2 separate regions of the Mus musculus genome follow, and region 2 is linked to region 1. The links are chromatin loops, found by intact Hi-C in ENCODE. Cell type or tissue: gastrocnemius. All regions are shown on one strand. Each heading gives the region's core, and the rest is flanking DNA. Links, peaks and the distances in the headings are about the cores only. Region 1 overlaps Gm16863 (predicted gene, 16863). Region 2 holds the start of Gm16863 (predicted gene, 16863).

Evidence for each region. A loop is a pair of places that touch in the nucleus more often than their neighbours do. Peaks named below come from ENCODE experiments on the same cell type or tissue, not always from the same donor. Only the 100,000 strongest peaks of a DNase experiment are listed, where the experiment ranks them.
Region 2: a loop joins it to region 1, with 2.3 times the contacts of the local background. A loop is called at or near these places in 6 of 42 quality-filtered maps.

Annotation. Positions count from the first base shown.
Region 1 is chr16:21,239,810-21,250,918 of GRCm38, forward strand. It overlaps Gm16863 (predicted gene, 16863), which reads right to left. Exons shown (of 5, transcript NR_046162.1): 5 at 7,690-9,402. Among named protein-coding and RNA genes, the nearest start is that of Mir7680, 11 kb to the right of the region's middle. In gastrocnemius, for the core only: a CTCF peak has its summit at 6,226; DNase peaks (open chromatin) are centred at 5,656, 5,757, 6,257, 6,870 and 1 more place; H3K4me3 peaks cover 2,035 bases; H3K27ac peaks cover 1,300 bases.
Region 2 is chr16:21,289,429-21,300,537 of GRCm38, forward strand. It overlaps Gm16863 (predicted gene, 16863), which reads right to left and starts at 7,444. Exons shown (of 5, transcript NR_046162.1): 1 at 7,343-7,444. In gastrocnemius, for the core only: CTCF peaks have their summits at 5,528 and 5,746; DNase peaks (open chromatin) are centred at 3,766, 5,730, 5,906 and 7,108; H3K27ac peaks cover 2,274 bases.

The DNA of each region.
Region 1 (11,109 bases), core at 1,247-9,246:
GTCTCTTAGATCAAGGACGAAGACACAACCTCAGAACCAGGTGAAGCAGGACTCTAGCCCAAGCCAGTATGTGCTGTCCTGACTAATGTCCCTATCCTGCTGTCACCCTGGGGGTCTGCTGGCCTTCTGCCCTGCAAACACTACTCCTCATTCAAGGTGCTGCTTGTGTTCCATGACAATCCCTCCTGCTTTCTGACTCAGCCTGTGACCCCTCCTCAACTCTTTCTGGCCACTAACTACCAGAGAACGGTCTCCCCCTGACTGCCTCCATAACAGGCGTCCCGGAGGCTCCCACCTCAGCAGTGTCTCTCCCAAACCCTTTCTGCTTTCCTCTCCTTGTGAAATTCAATGGCTTCCCTGACCTTCCCCCTCAGAGTATGGGTCTCAGTCTTGTTTATTCCTGTCCTGTCCTACCTCAAAGAGTTCCCAGGGTTCCCTCTGCTCTTTCTAAGTTCTCTATGGAGTTCCCAACCAAGCTCCCAACAGCAACTTCTCAAGGAATGAGAAGGGACCCTCTTGACTCCTGATGGATAGAATCTTATTTCTAGCTCTTCTTCTGGGATTGGGCTGGGCTTGGACCTCTCCTCTCAACCCCTTCCTTTTAACTGAGGAGGGCCACAGGGGTGGTGAGAGAGTTAGAGAGAAATAGGAGGGGTAGGAGAGGTGGGGGAACCAGTCCCGTGTTGTTCTTGGCTTGGAGCCCCCAGCCCCAGGGAAATCCTGACTCTGTGGAAAACTGAGCAGGCAGTCAGGCAAGGGAGGGGTTGGGGGGAAGAAGAGGAGGAGAGGGAGGAGGATCAGGGCTCAGTGTGAGGTGGGGACTCCTTTCATAAATCAATCCCACCAGCCTCTCAGGCCTGACAAAAACCAGAGACCCAGGATCCCTTGGGGGTCAGGGCTGGGGAAGGGGCACAGACCCTGGATGGGCTGTAGAGGAGGAAGGGCTCGCTGAGGACAGCACCCGGCTGCAGCACCCCACCCCCAACACCATCAACAGGTGTGTGTGGTGGCAGGGGTCTCTGAAAACAACATCATGACTGCCAGCAGAACTGGGGTGGCTGTGACAGATTGACAGGGGAGCGCCCCCCACCCCCACCCCCACTTGCCACTCACAACATTTTTATGGCCCAATTCAGGCCTGGCTCAACTGCTAAGGCATTGACATTAGGTTATTTCACCTTTGCAGGCCTCCATCTCCTCAGTAAGGAGCTGCTGTGGGCCTGTGAGGGGGGAATGACTATTGCCAGAGGCAGAATCCCACTTTTCCATCCTGATGGCTTCTCTAGCTTTCTCAATCCTTGCTAGAAAAAAAAAGGATCATTGTCTAGAGCTAATGGGTCAAAGGTTAGGAGTCTGGACTCCACCACTTGGTAAATGTGGCCTTGTGAGATTCCAGAGCCCTTTAGATTCACAGTTTATATCTGAAAGGTGAATGTCAAAATGTGGCTTTGGCAGGGCTGTCTGCCAGTGGCTAATGTATGTGAAGTCCTGGCAGCACACATTCCCAGTGTAAGGTCTCTCAGAGTCTATCTCTCAGGCATCTGCAGGGCTCACAGCCTTCTCAAAGTAGCTTCTCTCCTTTAATTCTTTTTTTTAATTAATTAATTTATTATCTGTAAGTACACTGTAGCTGTCTTCAGACACTCCAGAAGAGGGAGTCAGATCTCGTTACGGATGGTTGTGAGCCACCATGTGGTTGCTGGGATTTGAACTCCTGACCTTCCGAAGAACAGTCGGGTGCTCTTTCCCACTGAGCCATCTCACCAGGCCCCTCTCCTTTAATTCTTAATCATTCATGAGAATCAAGGGGCTACAGCTTCCAGTTCAGCATTGTGGCAAACCATTCCAGCCCATCCCACAGCACTCCCACCTCTCTTAAGTGATCCTTGAGTCTCTTGTCCCCACTCATCACACAAAGGCCAGCACCTCCACTTGGCCACCGCCTCAGTGGGACAGAGTAACTCTGGGAAGGTATTGCATAATCAATAAACACGTACTTGGATATAAACTGTCCTAAGCAGCCACTGACCGTGCCTCCAGTGAAGGTCCAGCCTCAGCCATTTACTGGGCCCTCATCCTAGGGAATTCACTATGTAGACCAGGTTGTCCTCAGATTCAAAGAGATCAGCCTGCCTCTGCTTCTTGAGTGCTGGGATGAAAGCTCTGTACCACACCTGGCATAAGATTCCTTTCAAGTTCTTCCTTCACCCTGTCCCATCTGGAGTCCTGTGGTGACTGAAAGTCAATACCACCTTGCAATGGCTTCCTGTCCCTGTTAGGGACACTCGGTGTCAACCATATACTGAAATCACCCATCAGAATAGGGATTCACATTTGAAGTTAATGCTGTTCTGAGAGAAACACAGCCATGCATTTGGTCCATAGATAATGTTTCCTTGCAACTATGTCGTGCTCTGACTTTCCAGGAAAATGTGACCAACCCATCTCTATGACCAATCTATGATTCTCCTCCCTTGGCAGGTATCCCTTCTTCTCCCGCTGTCAGGACTCTTTCCTCATAGGAAATCCTTGGAGTGTAGTTAGTGGTTGGTTAGTAGGTGGGCAGACACTGTCCCCTGGCTACTGTAGGCCCTTACCATTGAGTTCAGACAAACCTACTGGGCCAAGCCAGTTTAGCCAGAAAAAGCCAGCAGGAGGCTGGTCTAACTAACCTCCTTAAAACACTTGGAATCTATTGTTTATTCTTTTCCCCAATGACTGCTGACTTCCAGGACCTTATGCCTGCTGCAGTCCCACGAGTCCATGTCCCAGGGTGTAGGGGCAACAGAATCAAATTCACGGGCCTCCAGATTGCTGGCTGACCCTCATATAGGACAGAATTCTGTGACCTGAAGGCACGGGCTGCTAGTGTTTGTGGGCATGTGAGAAGACCAGAGGAAGGGGTGGCTGACGAGTGAGAAAATGATCCTTGCCCAGGTCAGTCTTATCTAGAAGCCAGCCTCTGAGAACTAAGGCAATGCTGGCCCTTTGGGCCTCAGGCCTCTTGCTTGCTAGGTCTCGCATTTACTTGGGTTGATCAAGGTCTGTGACTCCTCTAGCCACCTCAGCTGTGAATGGCTTAGAAAGCAGTTCTCAAACAGCAAGGTCCTTCTGCAACTTCCACAACAGGTGGGCTTGCAATCTCTGCTTGATCGCTCCCAAGGATGGGCACCCATCGCCTGCCTGTCAAGGCAGCTGAGAGGTTCAAAGTGGAGGGTATCCAGCAAGCATTTCTTTCTGACCCCTCTGTGGAAGCGCAGAGGGGTCAGAGAGCACAGCTGTGGCTAGACATCCATGCGGGAGGGAGGTGGGCAGGGCTGCCGGCTTCGGGTGAGGCACAGGCTTCTGGAAAAGAGGCTACAGGCAGGGAGACAAAGGACAGGGTTTGAATCACCACTTGGCCGTAACTCTCTGTACAGCCTTAGGAGGTTTCGCCTCTCTTCACCTCAGTTTTCACAGCTACAAATGTGGTAGGATGGGCTTCAGGCTGGTAGGATGCTCCCCCTGGTGAAAGCCACTCTTCTGTAAGTCTGAATGTCTGGCACTGGTCTGCAGGGGCTGGGCTGGCTAGAGAGAATGAGCCCTGTGTGGGGCGGGACAAGGTCCCTTTTATTTCTCCAGGCTTTGGCAGGAGCCTACAACCACCCCCTCTCCCACCAAGGTCAAGCGGACACTGACCTGGGGGGTATAGCTGCCTTGAACAGTTGGGGGTCAGGAGCTGGTGTCTCAAGCTACAACAGCGCTGTGTGCTTTGTGTTCCTCACAGCAATCCCAAGTCTTTCTTCCTTCCTTGATGAGGCCCCACTGGCCCTGGTAGCAAACAGGTCTGCCACCTACAAACCCAATGGCCTTGAGCAGGTCATTTGCCCTCCTGATCTGGGGTTTAGTGACTCTGATGGCCACCCTGCATGGCTCCAGGGAACAAACAGCTTGCATGCTTCAGGAAGACCTCCTGTGCTGTTCAACATCAGAGAGAGAGAGGCCTTTGAGGCAGAGGTGCCAAGGAACTGAGATGAGTCTGGACCTGCCCCTGATGTCACAGTCTTTCTGCCTGTCTGTCTTCCTGTCTGTCTATTGGGGCATTGGAGGCCCTTGGGTCCAAGGCTCTAAAATGTGGACAATTTAAGGCAGCCAAAGCAAACCTTCCACTTGCTCTGTTTGTGCCAAGAGCTGAATCTCTCCTGGCTTGATGGGTTCCAGGTGTGCTCTGTGCTCTGCCTCAGTGGATCTGGTTGTGGCAATACTATCTGTGATGCTGCCCCATGGGCTGGGAAGACTCAATGAGGCCAGACCTCTCTAGCCTGGCCTCCAGCCTTTGCAAACTGTAAAGCTGGATCAGGCCCTACCCAGAATGGTGGGAGAGATGATAGCCATCTGCTCAGAGGGTCCATGGTTCAAAGCCAGGAGGTGCTGTCCACATATCCAGCAGCACACAGGGGAGGGCCCCAGATTCCTCCTGCCTTGACCTCAGGAGGTGGGAGCTATCCAGACAATTTTCACAGATCCATAAAACTGACTTAGTGGGAGGTCAACTGTGGGAGTGGCTCCAAGGAACCAGGTGGGAGCCCAGAGGGCACCAATGAGGTTTCTTTTATTGCCATTATATATTAATTATCGTGTGACAGCCATTGCTTACTAACTGCTATGTGGGCTTGCGTGTGTGATCATGATGGCACCTGAGGGGTTGCCTCAACCCTTCTCTTTTTGAAATTATTATCATTATTAATTTTAGCCTCTGTGTTCTCAGTAGTCATCCCATAACACAGTGTTATTGCTACAGCTTCTTAAAGCGCCTACTGGCTACAAGTGTAACACCAGGGTGTAATTACAAACATATTATATTTATATTTGGCTAATTCTGCCTTCTTCCAGACTGTAAGCTCCTGAAAAGGCAGTTGGCTGCGTGCTAGTTTCTTGCTTCAAGTTATAAGTACCGGAACAAGTCTGGTGACTGCAGTTATGGATGAACCATCGAACCCCAGTCAGGAAGGAGGCACCAAAAGGTGAGACAGGACTACTCTGTCCTGTCCCTGGGGGCTGGGAAAGGGGACAGTGGGAGAAAGAGGCTTTCGGAGTTGGTGTGGAGCTGAGCTGGGAGGCCACAGCGTTGACAGAGAGATACCATCCTTGGTGAAGCAGGTGCAGGTCTGGGACAGAGCAGCTGGACAAGGCCTCTGGCCCCACCCAGAGGGGAGCTGCACCTCTGGCCCCAGGAAATCCAAGGGAGTCTGAGGATCCAGCTCTATCTTGCATCATAAGACCCTCAAAGTCCAGAAGAGCCACCAGCTCTCTCTCTCTCTCTCTCTCTCTCTCTCTCTCTCTCTCTCTCTCTCTCTCACACACACACACACACACACACACACACACACTCAAAAGGGCATTCTGCAAAGACGTCAGTGTTTAGGCCATTTGGGGAACAAGGTGGAGGCAGGGTCTGATTCCTGAAGGTGTAGGATGGATTTCCCCAGCTTGGGTCCTTTCTGATTTTAATCTCTACCTCAGTTTCCATTCCCTTATATCTACAGTGGGATGGAAACCCTCCCTTGGGTGTTGGTCCCACCGCTCTGGGTCTGCTCTCACCCCCAGCATGGGGTGGGGTGGGACTTACTGCCTGGGTCTCAGCTTCCACATCTGTCATACAAGAAGGGTGACTCCCATCTTCTTGAAGGCCCCTTCCAGCTCCAACTTGCTTGGTTCTATTCTGAGAAGAGAGCCCCACCTCTGGGGAGGGGGAGCATGAACATTCTTTCAGCTGCGATTCAACCCGGGCACATGTTTGCCCAGCCCCATCCTTCACATTTAGCCTGTAGCTGTTGCCACGATGGGCACGCCCTTGGCACCGCACTCTCTTCCCTCCCCCACGAGCCAGAGCCACAGGTGGGTGGCTCGCTTCTTGTGATGCCTAGGGGGATTGGAAGGACAAAACAAGGGGATGGGAAAGAAGAGGGAAGGGGCTGGGTTTGTAGAACTGGAGGTGTCCCTGAGTACTTGAGTTGAATTCCAGCTCTGTCCACGCAAGTGAGTGTTCTAGGACAAAAGTTTTATTAACCTTTTGGGACTCTGTTCCCTCTTTTATGAACTAAGAATAATAAAGATTTTAAAAGCATTCGATTACTGTGAGGATTAATTGAAAGAATACTTGTCAAGTGCCTGGTTTATGTATAGCTCTGTTCTCTGCAAGACAGGCACCACACCCCCTTTTTCTGTTCCGTGAAAGCCCTGTGGGGGCGCTTTGACGACTTTCTGAGAGGCGCTAGAGGCAGCCCGGCCAGCTCACCCTAGTGACAGTCTGAGTCCTGGGCCTGGAAGCCTCAGCCTGGAAGCCCGGCTTGGCCGCTGGCCCTCCTGCCCCACCCCCACCCGCCCTGGGAGCGCACCAGCGCCTTTGATCTGCAGCCTTCAGTGGGATTAGGAGTCCGCGAGCCGGGCTCCCTGGGTCCCCGCTCCCCGTCGCCTTCTCTCGGGCCCTCGGGCTGGCTCCGCCGCCGGTGGTCCCCGCCCCTCCTCCGGGCAGGCCACTGGGATTCCCCCGCGACAAGCTGCACAGGGAGGGAGCGGAGGCCCGAGCGGGAAGCGTCCTCCTGGACATTTTTGGCCGGGGACTCTGTGTAAAGTGTTTAAAAAGAAAAACTCTCCGGAGGAGGATGTAACCTTTTCTTAACATCTGGGGCTCAATTAGCTAATGACAGCAAAGCCTTCTCCGGTGTCGCTGACCCCTGGGCAGCAGCCCGGCTCCCCCACCCCCGGTATTTATACAGCTGCGGCCCCTCGCTGGGACGGGGAGCAGGGGGCTTGGCTGGGTTATCTCGGCGGAGATCCGCCGCCCACCCCCCCAAAAACCGAGAAAGGCTTAGCACGCAGTCCCACCGCCAGGCCCCTCAGCTCTCCTGGGCGTCTCTCCCTCGCCCTTCCCCTCCCGATCCTTCACGGCCCCCGCCTCCCTGCGCTCTCCCTCGGCTACGCTCCCCTCCCCCGCACCCTTCCTTTCTGCTGCGGCCCTCTCTCCCTGCTTCTCTGCTCTCTTTTCCCGGTTCGCGGGTCTGAGTTTCGACCTGAGTTCGCTACCCCTCCACACTCTTCCCCTTGGCTTCTCTCTCCTCCTCCCCTGCCTCTGCCTGCCTGCCTGTCTCTTTTCTCCCTGCTATCTGTCTCTCCTTTCTCCCTAGAGGCCTCCCTTTGCTCTCTGGCCCTCTGAATGGTTCCCTTGTCCGCCTCTCCCCCCGGGTTCCATGTCCATTTTAGCGCTTCCTCCCCACCTTTGTCTCCCAGCCTTACCCTCTGAATGCCTGTCTGTCTTCCGTGGAGGTGCCCTGTCTGCCAGACATCTACTCACACTAGGGCACAACCCTAGTGCTGGGCCACCTGTGGGCCAAGCATCCTGCCCAAAGCCCCTAGCTGGACACTTTGGGAGCTGACTAGGGTCTCAAGTGTGCAATGTTTAGGAGAGTGACATTTGTCCCCGTTCCGGGTTTTAAGGGCTTGTGTTGAGGCTCTCCTGGTTACAGCCAGAGGGGATCTGAGGGCTTATGAAGACACTCATTGGCTCCAGCTGCTGGAATCTCACTTTCCCTGCTTGGGCCCCCAGGCTCCTTCTCCCCCACCACAACCTGCCTATTTTGAACCCAGGGACAGTTTAAACACTCCCCATTCCGTTTCCTTCAGCACAGTAACGCAGGCCATACACTTTTTGGTTCTTTTTTTACTTTTTAATCACCAGTACCAAGGAGAAAGCGATAAAGCACAGGAGAAAACACAGAAAGGGCAACGCGCGCAAAATAGGCATGCCCGACGGCAGCTCAGAGGCCGGAAGGAAAGCACAGAACGTAGGATGCCAAGGAGTGGATTTTGTCACTAACGCCATTGTTTCTAGAAGTCTGTAATCTTGGAGCATTACTTTACAGGCCTCAGTTCCCTCTATAAAATGGGTCTGATTGTAATTAAGCAACAACAAACCACATTGCTTGTAAAACAGCAGACATTGGGAACCGGTCTTTCATTTGAGTTTTGTTTCCTGAGAAAATCTGGGAGTTTAGGATTCCCCCACCCCTTCCCCAGAATACAATTATATTCCAAAATTCTTCATCTCAGTCGTTAAAGCATATTACATTCTCTCATCCCCCTTCTATCAAAGGGCGAGGGCTTCAAGTTCTTTTAACAGAAAACGACAGACACAGGCAACGTTTGTTAAGCGGTGGGAACTGTCCCAGAGTTCTCCAAGCCCTTTGGATGAGGATACGAAGGCCCCGCGGTGTGCTTTGAGGGTGCTTAGTGGATCTTCAGGAAAGCCAGCCAGGCAAACAAACAAGACAATACTGTTGCCCAGATTCACACGTGGGAAAACAGAGAGATGGCGTTGTCTAAGGACCACCGACGTCTCCGAAGAAATAGCACCACTGAACTGGATCTGTTCTCTGGCTGTTTGTGCTGATGGGGCAGAAGAGAAGGGTTTCTTGGAAACCTTTGGAAGCTAGCTAGATTCAAGTTAGTGAGGGGCCCAATTGTCACCCCCCTCTTGACCCTGAGCTGGCTTGGATTGGTTCAGGAAGCAGCGGGTCCGCCGAGACATCGACTGCTGCCCCAGTGCCCTCCGGATGGAGAGTGCCGAGACGACTTAATTTGCAGGAAGACGCTCACACTAGCTCATCTCGGGCCAGCCAGGACGCAATGGGGGGTCGGATTTGGCTCCTCCCAAGACCCCTCCCCAAAATCCTGTCTGGGCGCACGCTAGAGGTAGTGGCGGAAGAAACCAGAGCTCTGGCGCCAGCGCCGAGAGGGGATGGGGAGGGCAAGCCTCTGGGAGCTTGGCTGCCTCTTGCCAAGGTCAATCAAGCCGTCCCATATTCAGGAGCGCTGCGAGCACCGGGCAGCGGGCCCAGCCAGGGAGGGTGCACCGTACCCGGGCGAGCGCTTCCCGCGCCTCCCGGCAGGTGCTCGAACCTTAAGCGGGCAAGGAGCCGGTGCCCAGGCAGAGGCCAGAGCCCGGCAGCAGGCGCGGGCGTGGGAGCCGCCAGGGCGGAAAGAGTCCCACCTAGGGATGTTTTATGCTAATATGCACCTGGCTGGGCTGCGAGTAGAAGGACCCTGACCAGAAGGAAGAAGTTCCGGAGAGCCGGAAACTTCCGGAAGCTCTTGATTCCACGATAAAAGGCAATTCTACGGCTCGTTTGCTGGGTGGCCTTGGGGAAGTTACTTGGGGGCGTCGTGGAGCTTCGGTTTCCTTCTCTAAGGAGAGAGTGTGGGTCAGGTTTCTTAACGAGCTCGGGCAGTCTCTGCCTGCAAAAAGATGGACCTTCTGACCTTCGGTGTTCTGGAGAATAGGTGAGGTCCGGAAGTAGGAAGAGCGAAGTCCTGGAGAACACAGAGGATCCAGCCAGGGGAGCCAGGATCATATTCCCTTCTTCACTGTTGACAGAGTTGGAGTGAAGAGGTCCATAGGTTGATGGCAGTTTGTTAGAAGGAGGTGGCTTGGAGATAAAAGCTCATGGGAAATGGTGTGGGAGCAGAGTCGAGAAGCACGTGCGCGTGAGCCTGTGCGTGTGCATGCGTTATGCTGGGACCCACCTGAACTTAGTCGTGGCGAAGGTGGGGTGGGGTGGGGTATAGATAACTGATGGTGTCCATCAGGTTCCGAAGAAGGAGCCTGGGAGCCGGGACCCGTGCAGGAAGGAACAGTAAAGGCCAGTTAGGGTTGAAGTGTAAGGGAGAAGGAGAGAGAGAGAGGGAGAAAGAGAGGGAGAGGGAGAGGGAGAGGGAGAGGGAGAGGGAGAGGGAGAGGGAGAGGGAGAGGGAGAGGGAGAGGGAGAGAGAGAGAGAGAGAGAGAGAGAGAGAGAGAGAGAGAGAGAGAGAGATGGGATGCTTCGTGGCTGCCCTCATTTCAGTTCAGTATTGCTCAAAGTGGGAAGTAGATTTTGGGAAAAATTCTCCTGAGAGAGGGTAGGGACTGAAGGGCTACTGGGCAGTGATACAGACGAAGCTGGGCTACAGGACTTGGAAAGCAAAGTGAAACCCTTCTAAGGAGATGGGAAAGGGTTACCTTCACCAAGACAGGTTTGTGCTTTTCCATACATTGACTCACAAATTCCTCCCAGGCATTACGGTTTTGATTTTTTCCTGAGTATATATGTGTGTGGTGTGTATGTGTGCATGTGTGGGCTCTCAAATGTGTGTGGGAATGTGTGTGATCACGTGTGTGAAGTCTGAAGGTGGACATCAGGTGTCCTCACTTGCAGTCCGTCTATATTGAGCTAGGGTTTTTTGCTGAACTTGAGGCTCCCAGTGTTGGCTAATCTGGCTAGCTAGCTTGCTTTGCTGAGCCTTTGTCTATCTGCACTGGGATTACGGGAGGGCCACTATGCCCACCTGGCTGCCACGTGGGTTCTGGGGATCCAAATTCCAGTGCGTTTACTCTTCTTATGAATTGATTTGTCAATTCAGACCATGTTTCTCTACTAAACCGCTTTCCATGTTCCTAAGGTCTCAGAATATGTTTTGAATTTGGGTTGAAATATCAACAGTATTAAATATTTTGGCAGTTATAAAGACAAAACTCTTTGCAGTTAACTATTAACTATTCTCTCCCCGACCCCACTCCTCTTCAGGGTGCCGCATAGTCCAGACTGGTCTTGAACTCCTAACCTTACCTCCATTTCCCTTAGTGCTGGGATTGTAGGCATGCCCCACTACCCAGTTTTCAGTCAAACTTTTTCTTAGACTGGAATTTCAGTCTCTAAGGTTGGGTATTGCTCCACTCTGAGTCTCTGAAAGGTCTTTTATTATGAAGGCTTGGGAGACGTTAGGTAGATGTGAGCTCTGTTCTGAGGGACCTTTCTAGACCTTGGTGTCAGGGTGATCAATGTGCTGGGGGCCTAGAGATCAGATCCCAGGTCAGTGCAGGCCTCACGTTTTTCAGGGGTGAAATTCACTCGCTCCTTCACACTTAGTGTCTTTCTTCTGGGCCTGTGCTGCTGGGAGAGGTGGGAGCAACCACTAAAGAAGTCCTTCCTGGGAAGCAAAGTGCTTAACAGAGTGGCCTCTGGCAGAAACAGTTCTGAGGCAGAAGGAAGTGTGAAGGCTTCTGGGACCTTGTGTGTCTTGGGAATACTCTCTGG
Region 2 (11,109 bases), core at 1,244-9,243, 50 kb after region 1:
GAATGAGGCTAACGCAAGAGTGAAAAACAGCAGAGGGAGGCAAAACAGCCTCAGCTACCTAATTTTCAGCCACTCAGAATCCCTTCGTAACACACTTGATGAGGTGGCTCAGGTGTCAAAGACTCCAACAAGACCTAAGCTCACCCTCAACTGTTATCAAGATTTGTTCGGTCTGAAGAAGCACGAGGCAGCCGGTGCTTGTCATGTGTCACAATCAGAGGAATCCTTGTTAAAGCAGACTGTCGGGCCCTGTGCCCAGAGTTTCTGATTCAGCAAGTCTGAGGTGGGATGTGGTGCTGATGCTGCCAATCTGGGGACACGCTTAAGAACCACGAAGGCACACAGAAGGCCAAGGGAGCCTAGAAGAGGGAAGTTGTTCTTATTTGGCATGGTGCCTCAGTGTTGAATGTCAGAGCTGGAAGTAAGGGTGAGGGGTGGAGCAAGAGAAGAGAGGGAGGATCCGGGCTGGGTTAGCTGCAACCCAAATCAGGAAGGATCTCGTTTAGAACAAAGAACCCAGGCTCAAGAAGCAGGACTTCAAATTCCATGTGATCTATGTTTATTTATGTTGTATATGGTTGGGGAGTGGCACGTATGTGGAGATCAGAGGGCAGTTTGTGGGGGAGTTGGCTCTCTTCTTACCATGCATATTCTGGGGACTGAACTCAGGTCATCTGGCTTGGCAGCACGGGCCTTTTCCTCTTAAGCCACCTCGTTGGCCTTAGCCGTAAGATCTCAAAGATTACCTAAACACTTGGAGCCTCATTTCTTCACCCTGTATAATGGCTTTCCAATGAGAGAACGAAGGTTAAGCACCTGGCACCGACCACACTCAGTCACCGTTACAAGCATAGGCAGAGAGTGGACTGTCTGCCCAGGCTCAGAGTAGGCTTTTGTGAGTCGAGACAGAGTGTTAGACCTAGTCCAGGACAGTGTTGCCTGAAAGTCTTCCTGAGGACGCCAGGAAGTTCCAGCGTCCTTCTCAGACTCTTCCCTACCTGAGTCAAACTGTTCACTGGCCTACTCAAACTCCATACCAAACTCAAAGCCAGGTTCAGGCTACTGCACCTAGCCAAGCAGGGCTGCTTGCTGCAAAGCACCCAGCTCAGCCTTATCAGGCACCATCCAAGAGTGCAAGTGGCAGCAGCTTTTGATTTTTTTTTTCTTTTTTCTTCTTTTTCAAGCAAGAAAGCAAAGGGAATTCAGTCCATCTGCATTAAGGAAGGGGAATTCATTCCCTGCCCCCCTGAGTTCTGAGATAAAATGGTTCATTTCCATGAAAATCAAAACTCCAAGATGATTCTTCGCTGCAGCTAGGCCAGAGCAACAGGCCCTTCCCTCTTCTCCTGTCTGTCAGTGAAGGCAACTCTGCAAGCATATGGTGCTGTGTTGGGAGAGGGAGAGTTTCCAGAATGCCTCAGAAATTGCAACAAGATAGTAGCCTTCACCCCTGAGCAGTCAGTCTTTCTCCTGAGCTCCAACCCCTCAGTCAGACACACTCAGACTCAAACCGCTGCCGAAGCCTTAGACATGTGTGGTCGTGCCTGTGGAGGGCCTCAGAGGAGATGAAGGTGGCATTAATGGGAACTCCTCCTGGAGCTCGAACTTTCCCTGGCAGTTCTTGACCCTGACCTAGTCTCAGACACAGCTAATTCAGACCCTGCAAAATGCTGCTCTTCAAGGTGCTGTCCTAGTGAACCCCCGTCCTGTCTTCTGCTCTTTGTCTGTGTGGTTCGATCAGAGCCTAGGCAAAAGCCAAGCTTGGTCATCTTGGGGAAGCATTGCTGGTGGTTGGAAATCATGAGTAAAATTTGAAAATTAGCTGAATAAAATCCTGCTTAGGGAAGCAAGTTTCCCAGCAGGGGGAATAAAGGCCAACTGGCAAGGCCCGACAGGAACAATCAGACAGTCTCTGGATTGTGCACCTTTGGGATCATCCACCCTTCCCCAGCCCTCCTGAAGCATGGGAAACTGAGAGATACTCACATAAGGTGATTGTCTAAGAAGGCTCAAGAGAGACCTAAAGCCAAATTCCTGCGCAGTTCCCACTGCTCTCCAGATTCCCCCACGCCACCTCTCCTTTTCTGATTCCTTCATCCAAAAGTAGTTTACATTATGTATCTGCTCCCCAAGGGCTATTGGCCCTGGCAGATGTTTGTGGCAGAACCCTGGTACTGGTCCAAGGGTTAGACATTCTGAGCCCTGTGTGGGGCAGAACAGCTTGAAGGTGTAGGTGGATTTATCTCATCGGCCAACTATTGCCTGGGTTAGTGTCTATGTGGAACAAAAGGACAATGAACCCCAGCACTTAGTCTTGTAAATCGGTCCCCCAACTTTCCCAGCCTCATATGGGGTTCTTTTCTTCCTGGAAAACTGAGACCCCAGGTAGAGGGGGCAGGGTAGGACCAGGTGGGACCATGTTTCTAAATCTCCCTGTTCTCCAGGTGTAGCAAAACTGACTTCTGTCTTCTTTGACTCAAATTTTCCCTGCTTCCACTCATGTCTCCACGGGGCAGCCTTCTTCTGCAGAAGCCTGGTGGCGATTGCAAGAGAAATCCCAGCCCAGGCCTCCATCACCACCAACCCCAAGTCTCATTGTGTGGATATGGCTGCCCTAAAACTCACAGAGATCTGCCTTCCTCAGCCTCAAGTGCTAGGTCAACAATGTGTGCCCATGTAGTCTCTGTGGAGGTTTGAGGACTGACTGGGAGGCATCCAGGAATGCAGCAGGCCAAGGAGCTGAGGAGCAGGGGGTGGGGAGGATGGGGGGGGGGTGGGTAGGGGGTGTGGGGGGGATGGGGTGGGAGGGTGGGCGGGGAAGTATGTATCACAAGTCTCTCCTAAGCTCTTCCCAAATCCTTGGGTATAGCTAAGTGGCTTCTGAGAGTCCACATGCTTGGTTTTCATTTGAGTCCCAGCTCAAAAGTCTTGTTTTCCAGCCTTACGTCATTTTGGCCAGGTCTTTTGACAGTATGTTCTAGGATCCTGGCTTGGGCTGTTAAAGATATGAAGTGCTACCAGTTTCCTATACCAGGACACTGGCCTAGCGTATACACATACACACAAACATGAGGAAGACTACACATACATATATATACGAAGGACATTGCACACACACACACACACACTCACACACACACATATACATATATACATATACACACACACACATACACATTCACACATACACACACACACACACACACACAGAGAGAGAGAGAGAGAGAGAGAGAGAGAGAGAGAGAGAGAGAGAACCTGGCCTCCTAGTGCAGAGCCTGAGCCTTTGGTGATTTGGGGCAGGAAGGTGTCGACTCAACATCCTGTTTAAACTTGGCACTAGTCAAGGTTTTTAACAGGGGTTCTGACCCACCATCCTCCCTTTCCCGGGCCTTCCTGCACATTGCTCTAATCAGTTTTAGCTTTGGATCTAATTCTGCCTCACCTTGGAGCTCAGGCCCTGGACCAGCCGAGGAGGAACAGTGTGATGTCTCTGTGCCACCAGACCCACATGGTAATTGGGGACCGAAAGGTGGGAAGAAGAAAGGAGAAAAAGAACAGAGGGAGGGACAACAAAAACGAGACAAAAAGTGGGACGAAGGTGTGCGTGCAGTGTCCAGTTGTAGGCTGATAAATGTGATAGGGCTCAGGGTGGTGCAGGAGGTTCAGAGGACCCACAGCAGTGGAGGGGGAAAGGACCAATTCCACTCGGGCGGGCACAGCTGCCAGGGATCTGAGTCCCCTGCTGGCCATCTGAGCAGAGGCTCCGCCTAGCCAAGCACCCAGCCCCTGTGACTCCCGGGTGGAGGGACCCACATTCCTGCCCAGCAAAGGCCGCTTTAATCAAGGCTCCAGATCCTTCCTGCAGCCGCCCCGGGGGGGACTGTAACGCTAAACACATTAGTGTGTGAGATTGAAAGGTAACACATTCTCATGGAAGCCCTCCGAACAATGGGCCTCAGGTCTGGGTTTCATTTGGAGGAACTGTGCGGTGGGAATTTCTCTAATCAAATAAAAGAAAATGAAAAAAAAAAACCCTCTATCATTCACAAACTTAAATGCTCTTAATTGCATTAATTTGAAAAACACAAAGTCTTTCTGAGTATGGTGTTGGAGCTCGATAGGAGAGGAAGCTCAGGGCTGGGGTCTGGTGGCAGCAGACGGTGCTAGGCAAGACAGTCAGTGTGGCCAGGACTTGAAGGATAGTCTAGCAGAGATTCAAATGACAGGTTAGCCTCTGTCCCCCCACCACCCCTCCCAGCCCTGGTATTTCCGGGATCTCATGGTCGCTGAAGAGGCCTGACAGCCCCATCAGGCCACTTGGCCTGGACCTGCTGCTGTCACTCACTCCCAAAGAGGGAGGGCAGACTCTCTGCTCTGTCAGCACCTACAGCCTGGGCCCAGCTGCTCATCTTGCAACATGCCCCACTCTGGATGCCTCCAAAACCCCAGGCCTCAGACTGTCCTTCATAGCCATTAGCCCATACTGGACCTCTTTGGACCTAGAACTCTGTCTTCACAGATGATGGAAAGAAACAAGCTATGGGGCTAGAAGCTTGAGGAGTGGGAACACCTGACACTTGAGGAGTGGGAGCACCTGAAGCTGACACTTGAGGGGTAGGAGCACCTGACAGTTGAGGGGTGGGAGCACCTGAAGCTTGAGAAGTGGGAGCACCTAAAGCTTGAGAAGTGGGAGCACCTGAAGCTTGAAGAGTGGGAGCACCTGACACTTGAGGGGTAGGAGCACCTGAAGCTTGAGGGGTGGGAACACTTTAAGCATGAGGCTAAAGGAATGGGAACCTTCCTATTCTGAGTCCAAGGCACTTTCTTCAATTGCATTTCTCACTCGGGGGTTTAAAGGGCTATCCAGTGCCACAGAACTCCCTGAAAGCAGTTATAGAGCCTGTAACAGGCAGTTGTAAGCTGCCTAACCTGGATGCTAGACACTAAACAGAACCTCCGATCCTCTGAAAGAGTGATACAAGCTCTTCTCTCTCTCTCTCTCTCTCTCTCTCTCTCTCTCTCTCTCTCTCTCTCTCTCCTTTCTCTCTTTTTCTAGACAGGGTTTCTCTATGTAGCATTTACTGTTCTGAAACTGGTTATGTAGACCAGGCTGGCCTTGAACTCAGAGCTCTGCCTCCTGGGTGCTTGGGTTAAAGGTGTGTGCCACCATGCCCGGCATGATACAAATAACCGCATAACCATGTCCTGAACCTCCCCATTCTCCTTGTTCTTAGGCTTAGAGCAAACTCATCTTTTACAAATCTTTGAAGCCCTGTGAGTCTCCCATGTGGATAAGAAGCAGGATTATCCCGTGCCCCAGATAACTGAGACCCTGAGACAGAGGTTGACTTATTCAAGGACACACAGTATCAGGATCAGCACTAATATTCCAGAAATGTCTCCACTGTGGCACCTGCTGTGTGCTGAACCCTCTGCCAGGCTCTCTGTACACAAGAGCACCCTGATTTCACCAGAGCCCAAGCTTTTTGGCCACAGGTGGACTCCTTCCCTGCACCACACTGCCTCCCAAAGACAAGGATGGAACGCCAGGCCTTTCTAGAGCTCTTCTCAAATTGTCTCTTTGTGAAGAATGCTGTCAGCCGTCAGCCAACACCACTTACTCAGAACTCTGGGCGTGGACTAATGAGGGACACGATCCTTGCCCAGACAGACTGGAGGCTTTTCAGGCAGCCAGAGATGCAGCACTCCAGAGGGAGTGGGGGAGGGGCCCCCACTGATTCTTGACGGAGCCATGTGACCCTGACTAAGATCTCTCTCTCTTGACCTCAGTTTCTTCACATGTCTAGAAGGGACTGGAGGCATAGGGCTTGCTAAGGACTTCCTAGCCTAGGACCATATGACTCCCCGAGAGGCACAGGCTAGCCGTGCTTGGACAACTCTCTGGCAAAGGTGACTTGCTAACCCTTACCTTCCAGCTTGGCTGTCCGCCAGAGCTCAGTGTATAAAGCTCAGGAGAGGAACTCACTCAGGACAAGGGGAGCCCGGGGGGGGGGGGGGGAGGTGACGGTTTACAAAAGCACGTTGTGTTTAGGTTTGCAGACCTAACAGAGAATTGGGAGTGGGCACATGCTTGTCCCAAGCAGGCAGATGTTGCTTTGAAGAACTTCTAGGGGTAGAGTCTTGGGGAAAGGGGATCTCATGAGCCCATTGCTGCTGCGACCTGATTTGATGTGCTCAGGAAAACATTGCTGCCGCCCCCCCCCCCCCGCCTCCTTCCCCCCAACTCACATCTTTCCAACTCTTTCTGCCACTCACAGAGTTGTAACTGAGGTCATGTGATGGGAAGCGCTCAGAGAAGCTGTTGTCTCCTACACCACCCGCCTCACCTTCACCAAGAATGCAAAGGACAGAACAGGGGGTTGAACCCCAGTACCTCCGAAACTCAGGGAGGGAGACCTCAAACAAAGAGGGTTATAAACTGAACACCCGGTGTGCCTCAGTTTAAGCAAACCCAGTATATCCAAATCTAAAAATAGCTCCTTCTATTGGAATGCTTTCCCATATGAATTCATTCCCATATGAGAGAAAGACTCACTAGCTCTTTTCTTCAAGAAGCCAACTCCATTAGTGCATTAAAATACGACTCAAGTTGCCAAATGTGATTTCATATGCAATCCCTCTCCCCGCCCCCAACATACTTCTCACTCTTGATCCCTAAGGAATACTCCGCCTTGAATAAAGAGAGGTTCGCCTGGGGGTGGGGGGGACTGCTAACCAACATGGCAAACACATGTCCTGGATTTTCTGAGACTGGCTCACTTTCTAATATTAGGTTTCCATTGTCCCATGAGAACTCTTGGAACGATCAGGCCTTGGGGACTGGCCATACAAATGGTCACTATAGAGAGGACAGTGTCCTGTCTGACCCCCCTTTCCAGCATTGCAGGGCTTAGGGGCAAGGCAGGTTGGAGAGCCCTGTGGCGGTAGAGAGGGTAAAGAGAGTTCTAGGATTGGGAAGCTTCGTGGGGTGGGGGGTGTTGGACGCAGGGTGAGTCAGCTGAGGAAGGCAGCCCCCCTGGGTTCCTGGGATCCATTAGAAGCATGCCATGTGAAGCAGACAGGCTCCCTGCACCGTGCTCCTCCGGGAAGTGAGTGGGCGGCGCCCTGGAAGGTGGCCAGGGAAGAGCAGCTCCATGATTAAAGGGTTGGAGACTGGGACTTCTGAAGCGAGACCAGGATGGCTAGTTATTTATGCATTCATCTCTTGGTTCTTACCTCTACACACTCCACCCCACCACCCAGCAACCCAGACCCACAGCCCAGCCCTGGACCCCACATGGGGTCTTGGGACAGTGGGAGGAAAGGCAAGGACACTACTCACCCTAGGTGTGCCAGCAGGAGCTTCAACACTTGGGCATCATAAAGCTTTATCCCAGAAGCCTCCCAGGATACAAGTTACCAGCCCTGCCATCCAGATAAGGACACTGAATTGAAATTCTTTGCTCACACGCGGCCAAGTGGAATGAGAACTGGGTTGTCTGATTCTACCACACCACATCCAAAGCAGATGATGAAGGAAGGCTGGAGCCAGAATATGAGGATGGAGAAATCTGACAGAGTGCCACTTGGTCTTTTTCCCTGGGGCTGTTTATGTGGAAGTGCTAGTTGCCAAAGCAGTGCTAATAATGGGGCTGGGGCTGTGTATTGAGCATTTATGTATATAGCAGATAACACACACACAGACATATTCACAAACACATACACACACAGATACACATACATACACATACACACGTATATTCACACACACACACACACACACACACACACACACACACACACACACACCACTCTAACATACACAACAATTTCCTAAGCTATTGTGATCCATTTTACAGTCAGGGAAACAGACTTCTAGAGCCAGTATTAGTTAGGCACAGCATTTAAAAGAGGCAGGGGAAGAATTTCCACAAGAATTTGCTCTGTCTTCAAAGCCCATGACCCTCGTATTTCCCCTCCACCATGTGTGTTTGCTAGAGCCAGTTCTCTGTAGGAGAGAATTCTGGGAATTATCTCTAGTCAACCTGAAGCCGTCCTTAGAATCCAAGAGGTGTAAACCAGAAGACTAGGTAGGGCAGGTTAGCTACTTTCCTGTGCTGCATAGTAACTCCGTCTCTACTGTTTCCTTTTTTGCATTTCTCCCATGCTTTGAAGCCTATTTATGCTAGGACTGAACTTAGACACCTCTTCTAGTCTTCTCTGATCTAATCACAATGTGCCTCCCTCTTTGAACTCTCTGTCTGCCCTTTGTGTAGCAGCCCAGAACACTACGCTTCTCCTGTTTATCTAGTTCAAATGTCTGGAGGAGACAGACTGCGTTGTGTTTAAGGAAGGGATTCCTATGTGAAGTTTCAGAGCAGGGATTGTAAAGTTACAACCTGGAAGGTTGAGTGAGTCACAGGGTAGTGTTTCTGCCAGTAAGTTGGGTGACACAGCAGAGAAGCTCACCTACCAAAGGTGTCAGACCCAGAAGCAACCCTAGCCACTCCTCTGCCTCCCATCACCTTCCCTGCCAGTTCTGAGTTGCTTCTTTGTGTTCAGAGGTCTTCAGTCTCCAGGTTTGTGCACCTTAAATAATAGCATCACTGCTGGGGAGTTGTGGTCTCACTAGAGTCAGGGTCCTCCAGGCCTATGGTTGCGTGGCCTCTCCATCTGGTGGGGAGTCTGAGATCAGCTCTTCGTTCTAGGCCTAGACTAGCTACTGAGTTTTCTACTGGGCTTTGCCCCTAAGAAACAGCCTAGACAGGGATACAACACAGCCAAGCAAAGGAATCATTGTGACTTAGGCAGTGAGTGGTCTACTCTCAGGATAAATAGCATGCAGGGGGCAACCCAGGAGGAATGAGAGGCTAAAATAACAGGGTGATGGAAGACAGCCCGCAAAGGGGACAGAAGAGACTCATGTCTGAATGAGGGTGGACACGATGCAAGAGATGCCCTGACTGTGTGCTTCAAGGTTTGCTGGCGTGGGTCAGGGATGAAGTCACTGGTAAAGGGACTGGCAGACATGGCAGAGGAGAAAATGTTCAGTCTCACTAGGGACCAGAAGAATAGAAAAGATGAGGATGGGTCAAAGGACACCACAGAAAGACCTACAGAGTCAACTAACCCAGGCCCGGGGGCCTCACAGAGCCTGAACCACCAACCAAAGAGTGTGCAGGGGTTGGATCTAGGCCTCCCACACATATGTAGCAGAGGTGCAGCTTGGGCTTCATGTGGGTCCCCTATAAGTTGGAGCAGGATTGTCTCTGACTCTGTTCCCTGCCATTAGATCTCCTTCCCCTACTTGGACTGCTTGGTGGGGCCTCAGTGGGAGAGGATGTGCTAAGGTTCGCTGAGTCTGGCTGACTCAGGACTGGGTGGTACTCAAGGGGGGCTTCCTTTTCTCTGAGGAGAGGGGAGAGCATAATGGAGGAGGGTATTTGTAAGGGTGGGACTGGGAGGAGGGGAGGGACGGGGCCCAGGATTGGTATGTAAGGTGAATAAATAAATAAATTTGATGATACAGGCATACAGCAAGTGGAGCAGCTAAGACAGAAGCCACCGGTGACCTTGCAGGAGCAGATTGAGCTGAGTTGTTTTGGAAGCCAGATTGCAGGGCATTAAGAAAGTGGCAGGGGGTGCGGGAGCAGGAGAGGTTGGAAGACTCGGAGAACACTGGCAGGAAACGGAAGGACAGAGATGGCACCTGGAAGGCCACAGGCTGAGCAAAGACCTTCTTTTTGACGGACGATGGGAGAGCCTCTTAAAGTGATGCCACTTCTGAGTATAAAAAGCAAGCTCTTATAAAGATTGTGTGTGTTTTCTAGACTGAAGAGAAATAAATTTCATTGGAATTTTGGGGAGCTTTATATATTTTGTGGGAACCACAGGGAAAGGATTTTTGATACTAGAATGGTTCTGGAAAATTGCTTTGTGGATCCAGGATGAGTATGTGTGTGTGTGTTTCTAGGGATCCAGGGTGAGTTTGTATGTGAGTTTCTAGGGATCCAGGGTGAGTTTGTATGTGAGTTTCTAGGGATCCAGGGTGAGTATGTGTGTGGGTTTTTAGTCCAAGGTGAAAGAGCAGGTAGGAAAGGTGTTTGAAAACAGGAACTGAGTTTGATGGCACACCTCTGAATTCTAGCTACTCAAGCAGCTGAGGCAGGAGGTTTGCTTGAGCTCAGGAACTGGAGGACAATCTGTGCAACATAGCATTGCTCCAACTTAAAAATGCAAATAAAAAAGCAAGTGGTATCCAAATTCATACTAGGAGACAGACTCAAGTACAATAAAAGGATGAATGGATAAGCATGTAATATGGACAGATCACAGAATCCTATTTAGCCATAAAAAGTGAGAAAATTCTGACACATGCTGCACTATACAGATGCACTTCGAGGATGTTATGCCAAGTAAAATAAGCCAGGCACAAAAGCACACATTTTAGGAAGGGACACCAAGACTGTGTGACTCCACCGCATACGGTGCCCAAGTAGTTAATGCATAGAGATTGTAAAAAGAGTCAAGGTTGCCAGAAGCAGGCAGCAGGGAGTAGAGGTCTCTATTTAATGGTAACTGAGTTCAGTTTCAGAACATGCTCGGTTCTGGAGGCGATCAGTGCTGTCTGGAGGCTACAGAGCACTGGGATGGCATTTAATGCCGTACACTGCAAGCCCTGCCTCTATTCTGCAAAAACCGAAAAAGCAAAAAAGAAATTGCTTAAAGTGCTACATTTTTCAAAGCAGTAAAACTTATGCTAACATTTATGTATTTGTTTATTTTTGTTTGTGAGTTTCTGTGCACATGTCTGCTGTGTGCGCACATGCTGATGGAGACAAGAGGAGGTCCTGGACTTCCTGGAGCTGGAGCTACTGATCAGTATGACCATCTAATTCAAGAGCTGGGAACCTAACTTGGGTCCTCTGGAAGAGCTTCGAAGAACATCAGGCGGTCTTTTATTTGCTTTGTTTTGTTTCTGTTTTTCAAGACAAGGTGTCCTCATGTAGTCCTGGCTGTCCTGGAACTGACTCTGTAGACCAGGCTGGCCACAAACCCACTGAGATCCACCTGCCTCTGCTTCCCAAGTGTTGAGATTAAAGGCGTGCA